Linked DNA regions of Homo sapiens: region 2 is linked to region 1. Evidence: chromatin contacts called from ENCODE Hi-C or POLR2A ChIA-PET data. All regions are on one chromosome and are shown on one strand. Each heading gives the region's core, a stretch centred on a gene start or an enhancer-like site at or near the end of the contact. The rest is flanking DNA. Distances are from core to core; before and after follow the strand shown. Region 1 holds the start of FAM20C (FAM20C golgi associated secretory pathway kinase). Region 2 overlaps FAM20C (FAM20C golgi associated secretory pathway kinase).

Region 1 (4,764 bases), core at 1,494-3,993:
TATCTATAGATCTGTGTCTATGTGTATATTATCTCTGTGTTCATCTGAGTATTGTATGTCCATGTGTGTCTACATGTGCCTGTGTCTGTATCTGTGTCTGTCTATGTGTCTATGTGTGTATCTGTGTGTCCGTGTGTGTGTGTCCATATATCTGTCTATGCATGTATCATCTGTGTGTCTGTGTATTGTGTATCCATGCATATATCCGTAACTATGGGTATGTCTGTGTGTGTTTGTGTCCACGTGTGTGTATCTGTGTGTGTCTATATATCTGTGTCTATGTGTGTGTCTGTGTCCACGTGTGTGTATCTGTGTGTGTCTATATATCCGTGTCTGTGTGTATCTGTGTGTATCTATGTGTGCATCTGTGTGTGTCTGTTTTCTCTTTGTTTTTATGGTGTCCACGGATGGGCCGACTGAACCACCAAATTCCTCCTCAGAGCCCAGTAAAGGCACCAGGCGGAAGGGTCTGGCGGAGGGTTGGCCGCTGTCTCCTCACTCCTCAGCGGGGTCCTGTCTTCCGACTTTTGTCTCGCGCCGCCGCAGCCTGTGGACTCCTGGGCCCTCCTCTGAGAGCCTGCGCTGTGCCTGGCCCCGGGCGGAACTTTGAACGAGGCTCCTGTCTTAACTCGACTGCTTGTGCTTGGGGGAGATAAACAATAAACAGGAGCAGAAGAAAGTGTCCTCAGACCACGGCGGGTGCTGTTGGGAAAACAGTGGCGGGGCAGGGAGGGGGGCGCTTCTGAAGGACCTGGCGAGGTAGAGGCCACTGTTCTAAGAGGCAACAGACGAGATGAACCAGGACCCTCTGCGAGGGAGGGAGGCGTCCAGGGGTGCACACGGGTCCAGATAGCTGCCGGGCTCCCAAAAACCACTCTGGGGGTGAGGATGGGAGGGGAGAGGAGTTGGGGGCAGGAGGCAAGTGAAAGTAAGTGCCCAGGGAACCTCCATGAGGCCCCCCACACCGGATAATAGTGTTCCATGGGGTCTGCTCAGCCCCATGTCTGCCCCAAGACACTAGCCACAGCTCTGCGTCGAGGTCCTGTAGACCACGGGAGAGATGGGGGGGCCAGGAGCCTATAGAACTCCAAGTCCAAGGGGACCCTTGCTGGGAGAACACAGGCCAAGACCTTCCTTCCTGCCACAGGCTTCTGTCCCTGCTGTCTGCTCCCCCAGGACTCCCCCCACACCCGGGATCTTCCTCCTCACCCTCCTTGGCCTCTCTCAGTGACCCTGTCTACACACAGATGTGCTGTCCATGTGAGTGGAAGGAAGGAAGGATGAGGTCCACTCACAGGGGTGAAGCTGTCTCCTGAGGGGGCAGCCCACCTCCAGGTCACACCGCCCCACCCAACACAGCCTCCAGTCCAGCTCCAGGTGGGCCGCACCCAGCCCTTCACTCACTTCAAATGGCCCAAGACGCATGGATTCCACTGGCCAGCCGGACTGGAACAACTTCTCCCCTTATAAGTATCTAGTGGGTGCCCACGGAATGCCAGGCAATGGGCCAGGCTCAGAGATGAGTGATTCCTCAGGAACAATGGGCTCAACGCCCTTAATTCACATCAGAGGAAACTGAGGCTCAGAGAGGGCGGAGAGGGCCCTGGTAACACAGCCAGCCGGTGAAAGTAAGAGGGGGGGCCCAGGCCCTGCTCCCGGCCCACCCGCCTGGGCTTGCTGGCGAGGCTGCTGGCCCAGGCAGTCTGGGCACTGTGGAAGCAGCCGGCTTGAGGCACAGGGGATGTGGCCTCCTCCCACACACTTACCTCCCTGACTACATCTTAGGCTGACATCCAGATTAACTCATATTCCCTACAGGGAGCTGCACGGCCAGAAGCTGCTGGTTGCAGAAGCCACCAGCTGGTTGTACAAGCACCGCTCCCCTGGTTGTGGGTGACAGATGAGATGCACTCACGTGAACACACATGCATGTGCACACACACATGCACACAGACGCACACACAAACACACACAGGCATACACACGCACACGCACATCCACACACACACATGCGCACACACACGCACACGCCTGCACTCACACACCCCCGTCGGCCCCAAGCAGGAAGGCGCCCCCGGCACACCAGCCCCTCTCAGCGCCCCCAGCGGGCCCGGCGCCTGGAGGGTTAAGGCGGGCGCGTCCCGCGGGTGGGCGGGGGGGGGGGGACGGGACCGGTGCCGGGAGCTCCGCTGCCCTGGCGTCCCCTGGGTCCAGGCCCAGTCGCTCCTTGGGCCTCTCTCGCGGGGCCGCCTCCGCCTCCTCCTTGCCGAGACGGGCGTGGGGCACGGGGTCGCCGCCCGGCGGGGAGCTCATCCGGCGGCGCAGACGCCCCGCGGCTCCGGGGAGGGACTTGGCCTGGGCCCCGGCCCCGCGCTCCTCTGGGGAGGAGCCGAGAGGCTGCAGCTGGCGGCGGCGGCCCCGGGCGGGAGGGGGTCCCAGGAAGCGGCCAGGCCGGAGCCCCCCACTCGGCCGCAGCTGCTGGCCTGGCCAGAACCGAGCGCGCCCTCCCGGTCTCCGCCGCTTCCCTCTGCAAACCGCGGGCAGGAGGAGCCCTCTCCTTAGCGGGCCCGGAGCTCAGAGGCGTCGCGGGGCGCGGCCGAGGGGAGGAGGAAGGAGAGCGGGAGCGCAGCCGGCCCGGGCCCAGCCGTGACTCGTGGGGCGGCGGCTCCGCCAATCTGTGGGCGCTGACGCGGGGGGCGGCTCCGCGGCGCTCGATATCTGCCCGCCCGGGACGCGGGGCGCCGAGAGGCTCGGCCAGGCGGGAGCTGCGCTCGGGGCGGCCGCTGCACCTGCCCGGGACCCCGCCGGCCGCTCCCCGCGCCCACCCCTTCCGCCCTTCGCCCCCCCCTTCCCCCCAGCCCCGGTCTCCCGGGCGCGGCGTGAGAGCAGAGCCCGGCCCGGAGGAGCCGCCCCTTCCCCGCCCGCCCGCCCGGCGCCTGGAGAGGAGCGCGCTGAGGATCGGGACGCCTGCGGCCGCCGCCACCGCCCAGGCCCGTCGCGCCCCGGCCGGGATGGACCCACACGCCCGATGAGCCCCGCGCCGGCGGCTGCGAGCGCCGAGCCTCCCCCTGCTGCGGCCCCAGCCGCCCCCCGCGCGCCCGGCTCCGCGGACCAGGACCCCTGGGCTCCCCGGCTGAGGGCGCGGCCGCTCCGGAGAGGCCGAGCGGGGACGGGCCCGAGATGGCGCGGGGACCCAGCGCTCCGGCGGCGGGCGCCCTGCACGCGGCCCGGGCCCGGGGACAGCCCCGGAGCTGGTAGCCGCCCGGCACCGATGGACCTTGACCCGCGAGGCGGCGCCGCGCTCGTGCCCAGCTGCAGCTAGAGGGGCGCGCGGGCAGAACGCGCTCCAGGCCCGGGCCGGCCCGCGCGGCCATGAAGATGATGCTGGTGCGCCGGTTCCGCGTGCTCATCCTGATGGTGTTCCTGGTGGCCTGCGCGCTGCACATCGCCCTGGACCTGCTGCCCAGGCTGGAGCGACGCGGCGCGCGGCCCTCGGGGGAGCCCGGCTGTTCGTGCGCGCAGCCCGCCGCCGAGGTGGCCGCGCCCGGCTGGGCCCAGGTTCGGGGCCGCCCCGGGGAGCCCCCGGCCGCCTCCTCCGCCGCCGGCGACGCGGGCTGGCCCAACAAGCACACGCTCCGCATCCTGCAGGACTTCAGCTCCGACCCCTCCTCCAACCTCTCGTCCCACTCGCTGGAGAAACTGCCGCCCGCGGCCGAGCCGGCCGAGCGCGCCTTGCGGGGGCGGGATCCCGGCGCCCTAAGACCCCACGACCCCGCGCACCGGCCGCTGCTGCGAGACCCCGGCCCGCGTCGGTCCGAGTCGCCCCCCGGCCCCGGCGGAGACGCCTCCCTCCTGGCCAGGCTGTTCGAGCACCCGCTTTACCGGGTGGCGGTTCCGCCGCTCACGGAGGAGGACGTCCTGTTCAATGTGAACAGCGACACCAGGCTCAGCCCCAAAGCGGCGGAGAACCCGGACTGGTGAGTGGGGGCTGGCAGGTGCCCACCCCCAAGGGAGCCGTGAGCCCAAGGCATGGTGTAGAGAGGTTCAGGGGCCCCAGAGGGCCGCCCCCCATGGAAGAGGCCGGGCAGGGAGTGTGGTGCGGGAGGAGGCAGCCGCCTACCTCAGGGCGCTGCCTTTGTCTCCAGAATAACCTCCTCCTTGGGAGGGGCTGCCGGCTGGTCCGGGAGCTGTGCCCTGTGGCTGCTGGTGAGGAAGCCAGACCCCGCGCCCTTTAGAAGCGAGTCCTGACCAGCCGTGGTCACCAGCTTGGGAAATGGGGTCAGGCAATGAATGAATGAGTTGGTGAGGGAAGGAGCCAGGCTGCCGCTGGGCTTTCAGACACTTGGCGAGGGTGCTCTGGGTGGGCACCTTGGAGAAGGTCTGGATGTGCCTATTGAGTCTTTTAAACCCAGTGGCTGGAGCAGAATTATCAGAGGGGCTTGCTGGCAGCCGTGAGGTGCAACAAGGCGGCCCAGCCAGCAAGGGCGGTGGGTGTGCTGGCTGCAAAGAGATGATGGCTCGATAAAGGGCGAGAAGCCACGGCAGGAACCTCTCTTTAAACTGTCCTGGCTAAGCCCTTTCCCCACCCCCCGGCCCCTCCCTCCGCCACACAGATCAAAACAAGCAGATGCTACACCGAAGCAGTGGAACATTAACCACGACAAGGCCAGAATAAGTAACTACCTGCCGAAGGTTACCCCAGCAGCAGAGGGGGAGACCAGCCTTCCAAAAGATCTGGTTGAAAGTCCCTTCTTCCCTGAAATG
Region 2 (5,026 bases), core at 2,064-4,563, 37 kb after region 1:
GCCTTTGGAGAAGGAGCTGCACCTCCCAAACCCACTGGGTTCAGCCTGGGCCCACTGCAGGCCGCCCTCTTGGTGTCCACGCACCCCATGTCCCACCACAGAGGACGGATTCCCTTCCTCTGCCTCGTGACCGGCTAAGCTGTCTGAGTCCCTGGAGAAGACCGGCTAGGAGGGGCCCTGGAGGGTCACAGTGCAGGGGGTGGAAGGTTTGAAAACAGATCAACGTTAACAGCGTGTCTCCTGCATGGGCTGACTCAGAGGGGCGTGCCACAAGGCCTAGTCACCCTCACAAGAGTCCCAGCGCTTACCAGCCAAGGACGAGGGCCCAAGGCTCAGGGAGGAGGGAGTCGCTGTCCCGCAGCCACACGGCCGCCCGGCTGGGCCTCTCAGGTGGCCCCGTGTGCCCCCCGGTCGTGGCCCCGATACCAGGTGGTGTTAAGAGACTCCACCCTCTCGCAGGTCTGTGGGGACGGGCACAGGCGGCCGCTCCACCCCACTGCCCACGACAGGCCCGAATCCGCCCGGGCTGGAGCCTCTGGCCTCTGAGGTCACTTTGGCTTGTCCAGACACCCTGATGATTTACTGGTGGCCAAAGTTACATCAACTGAGGCTGGCCACAGAAGGTAGCTGTCTTCTCCTGCCCTCACCTGGCAGCTAGACATTTCTTTGCTTAATAAGTAAAAGGAAATTATTAACAATTATGTAACCATTGCAGAGAATCTGACAGGGAAATGAATAAATGGTAAAAACAGCAAAACCCTCAGAGAGTGCGGTTCTGGGCCCTGCACCCACTTTACCGATGGGGAAGCTGAGGCCCGTCCCTGCAGCCGTCCAAGCCCACACTGGCACCCTCCCCTCGGCTGTTCCGATTAGGCCTTCTCAGCCTCCCCAGGCCGTCCGACCCTGGCCGACTGAGGATGTGTGTTTCCGTGGGGTCTCCTGGAAAAGATTACCCCATTTGTTGAAAATCAAGGAAAGTCATTTTTTTTTTCCAAAAGCATTCCCCAGAACGGCAATATCGAGGGTCTTTTTGTATTTTCTCCAGTTATGACGGTCGCCGGGGTGCCGCTAGTGTGTGGGCCATCGTTCTAATTGTCACGAAAGGGAGGGAAGATTAAAAGGACGGGAAAGAAAATATGGCCTTCATTTTCCTCGTACTGGGGACGAAAATGGAAGCCAGGGGATTTCATTCAAAAGCAGTTTGCTCAGGTCTGGTTGTTTTTAATGCCAAAAAAGGAAACTGCAGATTTAAGATCTCCTTAGACAAGCAGAGAACGGGCTCAAACACTAGCCCCTAACTATGCATTTAGTTTATTTTTCTTACTGATGTTTTTTTTAAACATCTAGGGCTCCACGGAGGAAAAACAAGATTGTAACAGTAACCTTGGTGCTCAATATTTAATCCTGGTTTAGTAGTTAGTAGCAGCTTACCCTTTTATTACTTTGAAATGAAAGGAAGCATCACAAGGGTTTCATAGGAAAGATGTCTGCACCTGTGTTTTCAGGCTACCGGGGAGCCCGCGTTCATTTCCAGTCTAGTCGTACTTCCCTGAGTCCTGTCCATGAATACTGGATGAGCCGACAGTAGCGTGTTTAAAACTACAGTGGGTCTGAGACTTTCAAGCAATTCTTTTTCCCCGTTTGCTTTTGAAATAAAGTCTAAACCATCGCAATTGTTTTCAAGTGGAAATGACTTCAGACTTTTACAGTTGCAAATCACTGAATCATTTTAAAATGGATTTTCATTAAATTGACCGTAAGAGGTTGAAGAGCCTCTTCTGAGATGATTTTCCAGCCAAAGAAATGATTCTCTCCTTCTTCTGTGTCTCACGTTGAAGAGCTGGCGCAGAGGTTTCCTGCAGACCCGGGAGGGGTACCTGGGGCCGGTTAGGAGGGTCCTAGGGTTCACCTGAATGGTTCTGAAGCCCTTTAGCCGCACCACAGCGACCCGTCAGAGCTGATGGGGGACGGCGGGCTCAGTCAGGCGCACAGGCCTGTGCCTGCGTAACGAAACACCAGGGGGGAAAGCCATCCGCCTGGCATGGTTGTGATGAGGCCCGTGGCCAATCAGAGAAATTCTGAGAAAATAAAAGATAGGTCAGTAGGCGACCCCTGCCCTGGGCAGGGTCTTGGCTCAGTGCTGCCTGTCCCCATGGGTTCCGAAGAAGGCAGGTTCATTGGAAAAGCTTGGAAATCTCTAGTCCTTAGATCACAGGGGCTCTTGTCAGTGTGGCTGTCTCAGACTGTGAGGACTCAGGCCCCTCTGCTGGGTTGAGGAGACCCCCAAGACTGGCCACCCAGGGGGCTGGTGTCACGGCTCAGTGTGGGGTCAACAAGCCAGGTCCGTGTCCCTGTCCCTCCCCTGTGAGAGGCTGACACTGCCATGGGGGCTGTGGAGGGTGGAAGGGGAGACGCCCGCTGCCTACACCCCCAGCTCTCCTCTGAGGGCAGCGTTTCCACAGAGCCGGTGTGAGCCAGGGGAATGACCTGTCCCAACAAGAAGCTCAGGTTTGGACAACTGGTGCCTGGAGCTGAGGTCCTTAGCATCTCAGCACAGCTGCCAGCCTCCACGGCACCTGTGGGTCCATCCCACATCCTCCACCAAGAGTGACCTGACTGAACAGACGCCACGACTCTCACGGCTCCTGCTGACGGCATGAGTGGGGTCCCGGGCAGCCTCCTCAACGTGTTTGTAGTCCTGACCTGTAACAACTGCATGCTGGCTGGAGGGTCCCACGCTGGGGATTCCTCCTCCTCAAACTCAGCACTGGGAGCCCCTTCCAAGACCGCCCACCAGGCATCTTGTTCATGGATGGGGATCACAGCCAGGGTGAGTAGCGACACCAGGACCCGTAGTCGGGCCACACCCTGCCCCACCCACGCACCCCACCCCCCCACCACCAAGATGCCTCCCTGTCAGCCCCACGGGGGCCACTCTAGGACCAGAAGCAGGGAAATGTCCCACCCAGGAGGGGCCCTTCACGTCCAGATGAGGTCTCGTCATAACCTTCAGCACCTCCGGGTTTGTGTGAAATAGGCGGATTGTCTGGGCTCCGATGTGTGGGAAGTGAGTTTCCTTCCACGTGCAATGAGGCAGCCCCCTTTTCTGTGAGGAATGCATTTTCTGGGAACTTTGCTGCAATGTGTTCTGGCTGGTGTATAAATAATTCCGCACATCGCCGCCCTCCGGTCCTTCCTGGGCCCTGTGCCATTCTCATTCCCAGTTCTCCTGACTCACACATGGCCGCTGAAAAAGACCTCCTGTGTTGAGCGGGAAGGCCTTGGCTGCAGCTGGTCCAGGTCCTGGCCGAGCCCAATGGGGCCCCTCCTGCCTGCAGCCCTGTGGCTGGAGAGCTCGCCGTCCTCACGCAAACAGTCCAGACCACAGCGGTGGCACATCGTGAGAATGACAGATGGGGGATGAGCAAGGTGCCAGGGGTTTTAAATAAGACGGCCGCGTTTTGCCAAACACCTACCCCACGGGGCTGGAACAAGTGACGCAGAAATGGGCAGGAAGCGTGGACCGCGAACTCGGGGACCAAAAGGTCGTGCCGGAGTCACTGCCAGGGAGAGCCCCGCACCTTCCAGAGCTCTGCCGGCTGAAAGCCTGGTATTAAACAGCTTAATATATCTCGCTAATGACAGGTGGTGGTTTTCTGCTGTGTGAGTGATGAGAAGATTACCCAAGATAGAAAGGCTAATTTTTGCCTCCGTGCCTTCATTTAGTGAGTCAGGGATCTAGTGTGTTTGGAGGAATAAGAAAGTGTCTGTCTTATCTAGTTTTGGGCCTCCCTGAGTTTGGCCCTGGAGAAGGGAATCCAAGAGAAATGGGATAGAAAGATGGGGTAGGGGGATGGGGAAGGACCAGCTTCCGCTTCCGCGACCCTCTGGAAGGTGCCCCGAGTATCTCGGGCCCCGGCCGTGGAACCTGTAAATGTCACCTTCTTTGGAAAAGCGGTCTTTGGAGGTGTGGTTAAATTAAAGACTTCGAGATGAGGACTTTCCCTGGGCCCAAAATGCAATCCCCTGTCCTCATAAGAGGGAGGTGGAGGGAGATTAAACGCAGAGGAGGAGGCCAAGGGAAGGGGATGCAGGGCTGCAGTAACAAGCCCAGGAGCTCCTGGAGCCCCCAGAGCTGGGAGAGGCAAGAAGGATCCTCCCTAGAGTCTCCACGGGGAGCTCAGCCCTGCCCACAGCTCAGCCTTGCATTTCTTGTCCCCAGGACGGGGTGGGGGGGGGGGGGAACAGATCCCCGTGGCTTAAAGTGCCCCTGTCTGTGGTTATTTATTACAGCAGAGCCTCGTGGCTGGACCTCTGTGTCCCGGCGTTCGGAACACCAGGAGCCCTTCACGAGGCTCCTGTGGGGCCGTGGGTGGATGGAGGGTGGCCGGGCCGTCTGGTCCACATGCCTCACCCTGGCCGGCCACCTCAGACAGGTCCTTGGTGTCTCCCCGATTCAGTGTTCCCATCTGTAAAATCGGTGGAAAAACGCCTGCCCCATAGAGCCTGGTATTAGATGAGTCGCGATACAGAAAGCTCTGAGGATAGAGCCTGGCACATGGAAAGTCCTGTGTGTTTACTGCCCTCAGTAATATACTGAATAATACCTATTGGTAAATGAAGGGAAAATTCCTGTGTGTTTACTGCTCTCAATAATATACTGAATAATACCTATCGGTTAATGAAGGGAAGAGTCCTGTGTGTTTACTGCTCTCAATAATATACTGAATAATACCTACCAGTAAATGAAGGGAAAAGCGCCACATCAACCTGGCTTCAGTGTGGACCCGCTGCTGGACCCCGGTGGGTCCTATAGTCCCAGCTACTCGGGAGGCTGAGGTGGGAGTTTCGCCTGAGCCCAGGAGGCTGAGGATGCAGTGAGCTATGAAAGAAAAGACGGCCTGGGAGATGATGCTGGAAGACACAGGCCAGGGTGGTCCAGGCCAGGGCAGCGAGTACAGAGGCAGGAGCAGCAGCCCCAGCAGGACCCTCCCATCCAAGCATCAGGAAGGCTGGCGTGGCCGAC

Evidence for each region. Hi-C counts contacts between places; a loop is a spot of excess contacts on that map. ChIA-PET counts read pairs that join two places held with the same protein, here RNA polymerase II (POLR2A). Pooled maps may share reads with other maps.
Region 2: a loop to region 1 is called in a map of psoas muscle, with 9 times the contacts of the local background. The contact joins the enhancer-like site here to the promoter of FAM20C in region 1. A Hi-C loop is called at or near these places in 19 of 168 maps with a recorded cell type or tissue (IMR-90, MCF 10A, PC-9 and 15 more) and 19 of 50 pooled maps. POLR2A ChIA-PET finds 5 or more read pairs at or near these places in 7 of 52 experiments (AG04450, Caco-2, H1 and 4 more).

The regions. Positions count from the first base shown.
Region 1 is chr7:189,828-194,591 of GRCh38, forward strand. It overlaps FAM20C (FAM20C golgi associated secretory pathway kinase), which reads left to right and starts at 2,744. Exons shown (of 10, transcript NM_020223.4): 1 at 2,744-3,977. The coding sequence starts at 3,373. It overlaps LOC124901808 (a long non-coding RNA gene), which reads right to left and starts at 291. Exons shown (of 2, transcript XR_007060632.1): 1 at 1-291.
Region 2 is chr7:226,143-231,168 of GRCh38, forward strand. The region is part of intron 3 of FAM20C (FAM20C golgi associated secretory pathway kinase); the gene reads left to right. Among named protein-coding and RNA genes, the nearest start is that of FAM20C, 36 kb to the left of the region's middle. RefSeq lists an enhancer at 1-438. Within about 2 kb of position 3,314, at least 15 of the 41 ENCODE cell types and tissues checked have a DNase peak (open chromatin) inside an H3K27ac peak, as active enhancers do; they include ascending aorta, gastrocnemius medialis, heart right ventricle and 4 more, where a contact is called at or near this core.